Regions from separate parts of the Mus musculus genome. Here region 2 is linked to region 1. The links are chromatin loops, found by intact Hi-C in ENCODE. Cell type or tissue: left cerebral cortex. All regions are shown on one strand. Links, peaks and the distances in the headings refer to the core of each region. The heading gives the core; the rest is flanking DNA. Region 1 overlaps Gm31340 (a long non-coding RNA gene). Region 2 overlaps Gm31340 (a long non-coding RNA gene).

The links. Peaks named below come from ENCODE experiments on the same cell type or tissue, not always from the same donor. Only the 100,000 strongest peaks of a DNase experiment are listed, where the experiment ranks them.
Region 2: a loop joins it to region 1, with 2.1 times the contacts of the local background. A loop is called at or near these places in 2 of 42 quality-filtered maps.

Annotation. Positions count from the first base shown.
Region 1 is chr15:8,863,565-8,866,477 of GRCm38, forward strand. Gm31340 (a long non-coding RNA gene) reads left to right here. Exons shown (of 5, transcript XR_383822.2): 5 at 715-919. Among named protein-coding and RNA genes, the nearest start is that of Ranbp3l, 100 kb to the right of the region's middle. In left cerebral cortex, for the core only: no CTCF peak of the experiment used is centred there; DNase peaks (open chromatin) are centred at 1,698 and 2,047; H3K27ac peaks cover 758 bases.
Region 2 is chr15:8,813,804-8,816,716 of GRCm38, forward strand. All of the region lies in intron 3 of Gm31340 (a long non-coding RNA gene), which reads left to right. Among named protein-coding and RNA genes, the nearest start is that of Gm31340, 100 kb to the left of the region's middle. In left cerebral cortex, for the core only: no CTCF peak of the experiment used is centred there; DNase peaks (open chromatin) are centred at 1,713 and 2,104; H3K27ac peaks cover 1,445 bases.

The sequences.
Region 1 (2,913 bases), core at 139-2,638:
GATGTTTTGTGCAGGAATAGAAACCCTGACTAAGACAGACATTATTTTTTGTCTTGTTTTAATTTGTGTGTGAGTGTGTGTGTGGGGGGGGGGCGCGGGGGTTGTTATGTTTTGGTTTTTAAAGAGAGAGGGAGGGAATATAATCACAACATATTGTATGAAAATTTTAATTATAACAAAAAAGCATGTGTGTTGGAACTGTGAGCAACTTAGGTGCCACTTCATTGAATACACTCAGTTATGTAGAAGGTGAAACCAAGGAGCAGAAGTATTAGTGCTTCACTTAAGCTACATCATCAAGATGTGATGAAACTTTTCAACTCATAGGCCCAGACTCTTCTGTGCTACTGACTGCACCAGTCATTCTCAGGGGCTCAGGAGAATATGAAGTTATTAGTCCAAACTACTAAAGAAGATGGAGCAATCTCAGGAGAGGCGTAAAGGATTCAAGTATGGAGCAGGAAGGGGCAGACAAGGCTCAGACTAGTTCTAGATCAATGCCAGAGCTTTGAAAGCATAACTACTTAGCTGGATGTAGACATGTGCCCGTACTGAGCACCCAGTAGGCCTGCACCAAGCAGTACACACAGCGTTGTGCAAGCACTAGTCATTTTTCTCCTAAAATCTCTGGAAGAGGTCAGACTTCCATAAAATGTATAATTTATAACTTTTTCTTTTTCTTTTCTTCTTCTTCTTCTTCTTTTTTTTTTAAAGAAAGTAACTTGGAGGCTGGAGAGATGTCTTGGCAGTTTAGACCACACCATATTCTTGCAGAAGATCCTCGTTCAACTCCTATGCCTGTGCCAGTGGGCTCATGGCACCCGTGACTCCAGTTCCACAAGAGTTGATCCCTCCTCAATCCCTCTGGCCTCTGAGGATGCTTCCACTCTCATGCTCATACCCACGTGCAGATATACACAATTAAAAATGAAAAATAAAAACAAAACCTTTCTAAATGTCATTTAAAAGTACTCTTATACCGATTTCGTCTCGTTCTGGGTCTTTGTTCCAAAAAAAAAAAAAAAAACCAGCAAGAAGAAGGGAAACAAAACTATGCCACGATTTGTTAATTGAAAGGATCAGAGCCAACAGTGTTCCTTATGTTAATAGCCCAAGACAATAACATGCATTTCCCATGTTAGAAAAAAATTAAACAAAACAAACAAAATAAACAAACTCTCTTTAACTCCTAATGCTCTATGGAAACTTGAACTCTGAAAGTCTAGCAAACAGCCAGTTTGAGTCCCAGGCCCCTCTGGTGACACTGGAGAGTTCTTTCAGTATTGGTGGATCCACAGATTGTCATCCACCAGTGTTGTCATTCTTTGAAGGGATGACTTTGTCAGAGGGTATCTGATAGGGAACTGGCTCTCCACAAGAAACAAAATCCAATTATGAGCCTGGGTGCTGAGAACTAAAGAGAGGGGAGGAGAGAGAGAGAGAGAGAGAGAGAGAGAGAGAGAGAGAGAGAGAGAGAGAGAGAGAGAGAGAGAGAGAGAGAGAGAGAGCGGAGGGGAGGAGAGGAGAGGAGGGGAGAGGAGGGGAGGGGAGAGGAGGGGAGGGGAGGGGAGGGGAGGGGAGGGGAGGGGAGGGGAGAGGAGGGGAGAGGGAGGCAGACTGCCAAGAAGTGGAACCAGGAATGGGAGGGCCAGGAACTGCGATTAGGGTTGGAATCCAAAAACCGATTGGAACACGTTTTGCTTTGGTACAATGAGAGGATGGCAGAGCAATTAGTGAGGCTGGTACCAGCACTTTAGGGGCCACAAGGTGGCCTTTAGGTGCTGCCTGGCCTCCTGAATCATGGAGGAGGAGTCAGAACTCTGCTCCCTAACTCTCTCAATCCACAGATTCCTGTGCCCTTAGTAGATTTCCAAACCCATGAATGTAGGGCCAAGGGTACATTTCAGGCCCCGTGCAGCTCTCTCTGGGCTGTTACTTCCTTTGAGTCTGTAGTTCTTGTTTCACTGGAGTGGAGCCTCTGCTCCCAGTCTGAAGGGCACTGTTAAGTCCAATTCACTTTCAATGGCTCATTTAGTTCAGTGGGGGTTTGAATTTTTAGAAGGGTTTCCCTTTTAAATACCCCCCTCCACTTAAAAAAAAAGGGTCATAAGGAGCTTTAAGATGCCACGCATGAAAAGCCCCAGATAAACGCAGCTTGTACTAGATTGTAAAATACTGTATTGTTCTGACCTTAATTCCTTGTGTGAGACTGGAATAGCCAATTTCCTCATTGAGGCAGAAGCTGAATGCCAACAGGCAGAGGCTCTGGTGGGGACGGGAATCCCAGGAGCCAGGCCTGCAAACACTCCAGAGTATTTATGGGGAAGTCGGAGAGCCCTGTGAGAAGTTCTTCTTTGGCTATAAATTATTTCTCCTGACCTTCACATTAAGGTAACATACACTTTTGTTGAAGAAACACATCTCTACACTGAAGAGACATTTGGAGTGTGAGGTGACTTGCTGTCTGGGGTCATTCAGAGTCATGAGTCACATAAAGGCTCTCCCCTTCAATCCTGCTTAGACAACCCACCTGGTCTTGCATGTGGTCACCTTCCCTGAGATAAGGGCTCCTCCTGCTTTCCATTAGGGATACCATTGTGGCCTAAAGTGCCTTTCTCTTCTCTCTTCATATCAGGTCAAGGAATTTCCCAGTCACACGTCAGCAGGACCAGTATGCTTCATGCTCTTGGTACTGGTCTCTGCTTTTTGTCTCTGCCTGATACCTCCTAAAGCCATTGTCTTCTTCACCACCAGCTCACACCTCTTTGCTGTCAACCTCCAGCCTTCACAGACTCTCCTTACTTTTGGCTCAGGCTCCCCGGTCTGTGTTCTGTGTTTTAATCAGAATCACAGATATGTGCTGCAAACTCCTTTTGGACTTCAGTGTGGTGTCAAGATTAGCTTGGAAAGCCC
Region 2 (2,913 bases), core at 273-2,772, 50 kb before region 1:
TGTAAAACCATAAACCTTCTCCTCCCTGGAGTGCTTTGATCATAGTGCTTATCACAGCAAGAGAAAGCAAACCAAGATATCTTTATCTTTTTCTAAGTTACATTGATTATCCAGTGGAGGCCTGTCCTACTGCTACATAGCATGTTCCTTTGAGATAAAATGTCCATCTTGGAAGAAAGTTGATTAAGATGTAGGATGTTGGGCTGGTGAGATGGCTCAGTGGGTAAGAGCACCCGACTGCTCTTCCGAAGGTCCAAAGTTCAAATCCCAGCAACCACATGGTGGCTCACAACCACCCGTAATGAGATCTGATGCCCTCTTCTGGAGTGTCTGAAGACAGCTACAGTGTACTTACATATAATAAATAAATAATAAGTAAATAAATCTTTAAAAAAAAAAAAAGATGTAGGATGTTAAAAGGGAGATGACATAATAAGATGTCTTAAGACAGTGGTTTTCAACCTTTCTAATGTTGTGACTCTTTAAAATAGTTCCTCAAGTTGTGGTGACCTCTAACCATAAAATTACTTTTGTTGCTACTTCAATAACTATAATTTTGCTACTGTTAAGAATTGTAATGTAGGGCTGGTGAGATGGCTCAGTGGGTAAGAGCACCCGACTGCTCTTCCGAAAGTCCAGAGTTCAAATCCCAGCAACCACATGGTGGCTCACAACCATCCGTAACGAGATCTGACGCCCTCTTCTGGAGTGTCTGAAGATAGCTACAATGTACTTCCATATAATAAATAAAAAAAAAAAAAAAAAAAAAAAAAAAAAGAATTGTAATGTAAGACGGGCAGTGGTGGCGCATGCCTTTAATCCCAGTACTTGGGAGGTAGAGGTAGGCAGATTTCTGAGCTCGAGGCCAGCCTGGTCTACAGAGTGAGTTCCAGGACAGCCAGAGCTACACAGAGAAACCCTGTCTCAAAAAACCAAAACAAAAGAATTGTAATGTAAATATTTTTGGAGTTAGAGGTGTGTCAAAGGGGGTCACAACCCACAGGTTGAGAGCCAATGTTTTAAGGGGGTGAAACATTCCATCCTTCAGGGAAGCTCATTAAGCACAGGAAATAAGCAACTTCAGTAGTTCAGGAAGTCTCTGAAACCGACCAGATATACTAGATCCCTACCTTCCCAAGCATATATAACCTATAGTGGCTGTTGAGAGATGCTCTTAGACCACCAGCACAACTTCCCAGAAGAGGCTCAGGCTACCTGAGATGCCTGAAAGAGTTTCCTGTCTGTTGAGTTGCCCACAGTTCATGCAGTGAGCTCCAGCTTTCATAAGTTGTCTGTCACCCATGATGGTGTGGGCTTTTGCTGATGCAGCTGTCTCTGAATCATTTCTGTTCCTATAAGTTCCCCCTCTCTCTATCCATTCATTGTCTTAGATTTTCTACTTGTGATAAAACACAAAGATCAAAAGCAATATTGGGAGAAAAGAGCTCCTCACAATTATTACCAGTAGTTTTGTTTTGTTGTTTCATATTTTAAGCACCATTGGAGAGTTGGGGGAGAGTCTACAGTTTGTTAAAGTTGTGGTCAAATTGAAGTTGGAAAACACAGGTCTTGGAGTTAGTATGCAGTTCATCCCCCTGAAGGATGAAAGGAGGCCATTAAGATGCGGCTCAGCTGGGACTCTCTGGCAAGGAATGAACTGGGAGCTGAACGATGGACTGCACGCAGACCATTCTAATAGCTAATCCTCTTTGTAACGGTCCATTTACATGTTAGAAGATCTACAAAGCAGGAAGCATAGAAATGGGCTTTGAATTCTCTTCCTTAGATTTCATTTCCAATTAATCTTTCTGAGACAAGGACTGCAATCGCCACAAACTGTTCTGAGGCTTTCAAGAGAAGGCTTTGCTCCTCGGGACAAGATGTTAACATATTACGGAGGAAGAAAACAACTTAGTGTTTGGCCGGATAATGTTTCCTTTCAAATATGGAAACTTTTTATTATTAAAACGGTCTTTTAATAATAAAAAGTATAGAAATTTTACTTGAAGTAGACACTTGGCAGCTTCTTTAGGGTTTCAGGACTGGAGACGGCTGCCTGGGATATTTTGAGGATGAGGGATCTGAGGACCAGAGATGATAAGCAGTTCTCAGGAGCTGGCTCTTCAGCTTAGTGGTAAAACTGGGATTCAAACTCGGCCTCCCCAGCCCTGGCCCACACCTTCTGCTACCCAGCCTAGATTTTTCTTGATTATGACAAAACTGGGTGGCATCCTAAGCCTGATAAATACCTTGGAATTTTCAGACACTGCCTGTGATTTGTAAGTGGGAAGCTATTGTGTTCTAAGCAAACCACTTGCCCTGAGAAGATGAACTGCTGGTGGTCCTGAGCAAGGGGCTGGTGGATGTGGTCTCCAAGGCAACACGAGTGTGACACCTTGTTTCCTGCCCACATAGCCTTTCCTCCCTCACTTAGCTCTGAACCAAAACCCTCTTTATTATATCCATTTCTCCATCACACTGTGGTTAACAGGAAGCCTTGTCACAGTTTCTTTAACTTTATGTGGGATCACAGACATATTTTAGAATATGGTGAAATAGAAGGCTTTTCTCCTAAAAGATAATCATGTACAGTTATACCATCTTAAGTCCTTCAAATCTCATGTTTTTACTAGACTGAAGGACTCCCATTTTTAATTGCCTCACCCCATTAACTGGCCAGTCTCAGCCAGCAGAGACCAGTGGGAAAGGAATGAAGGTTCCGTGGGAGAAAAAAGAACCTCAGAGGAGTTTCCCCAAGGGGTGAGAAGCCAAGACAGAGAGTCTCAGAGCCACAAGGGGGAAGGGGAGTAGGAGACGAGGGAGAGGGTGAGAGAGATTCTCAGGACAGTTTGGAGAGCAGCCAAATACAAAACTTTGCAACTTCATCACCTTGTCTAGAATTGGCTGTAGTTG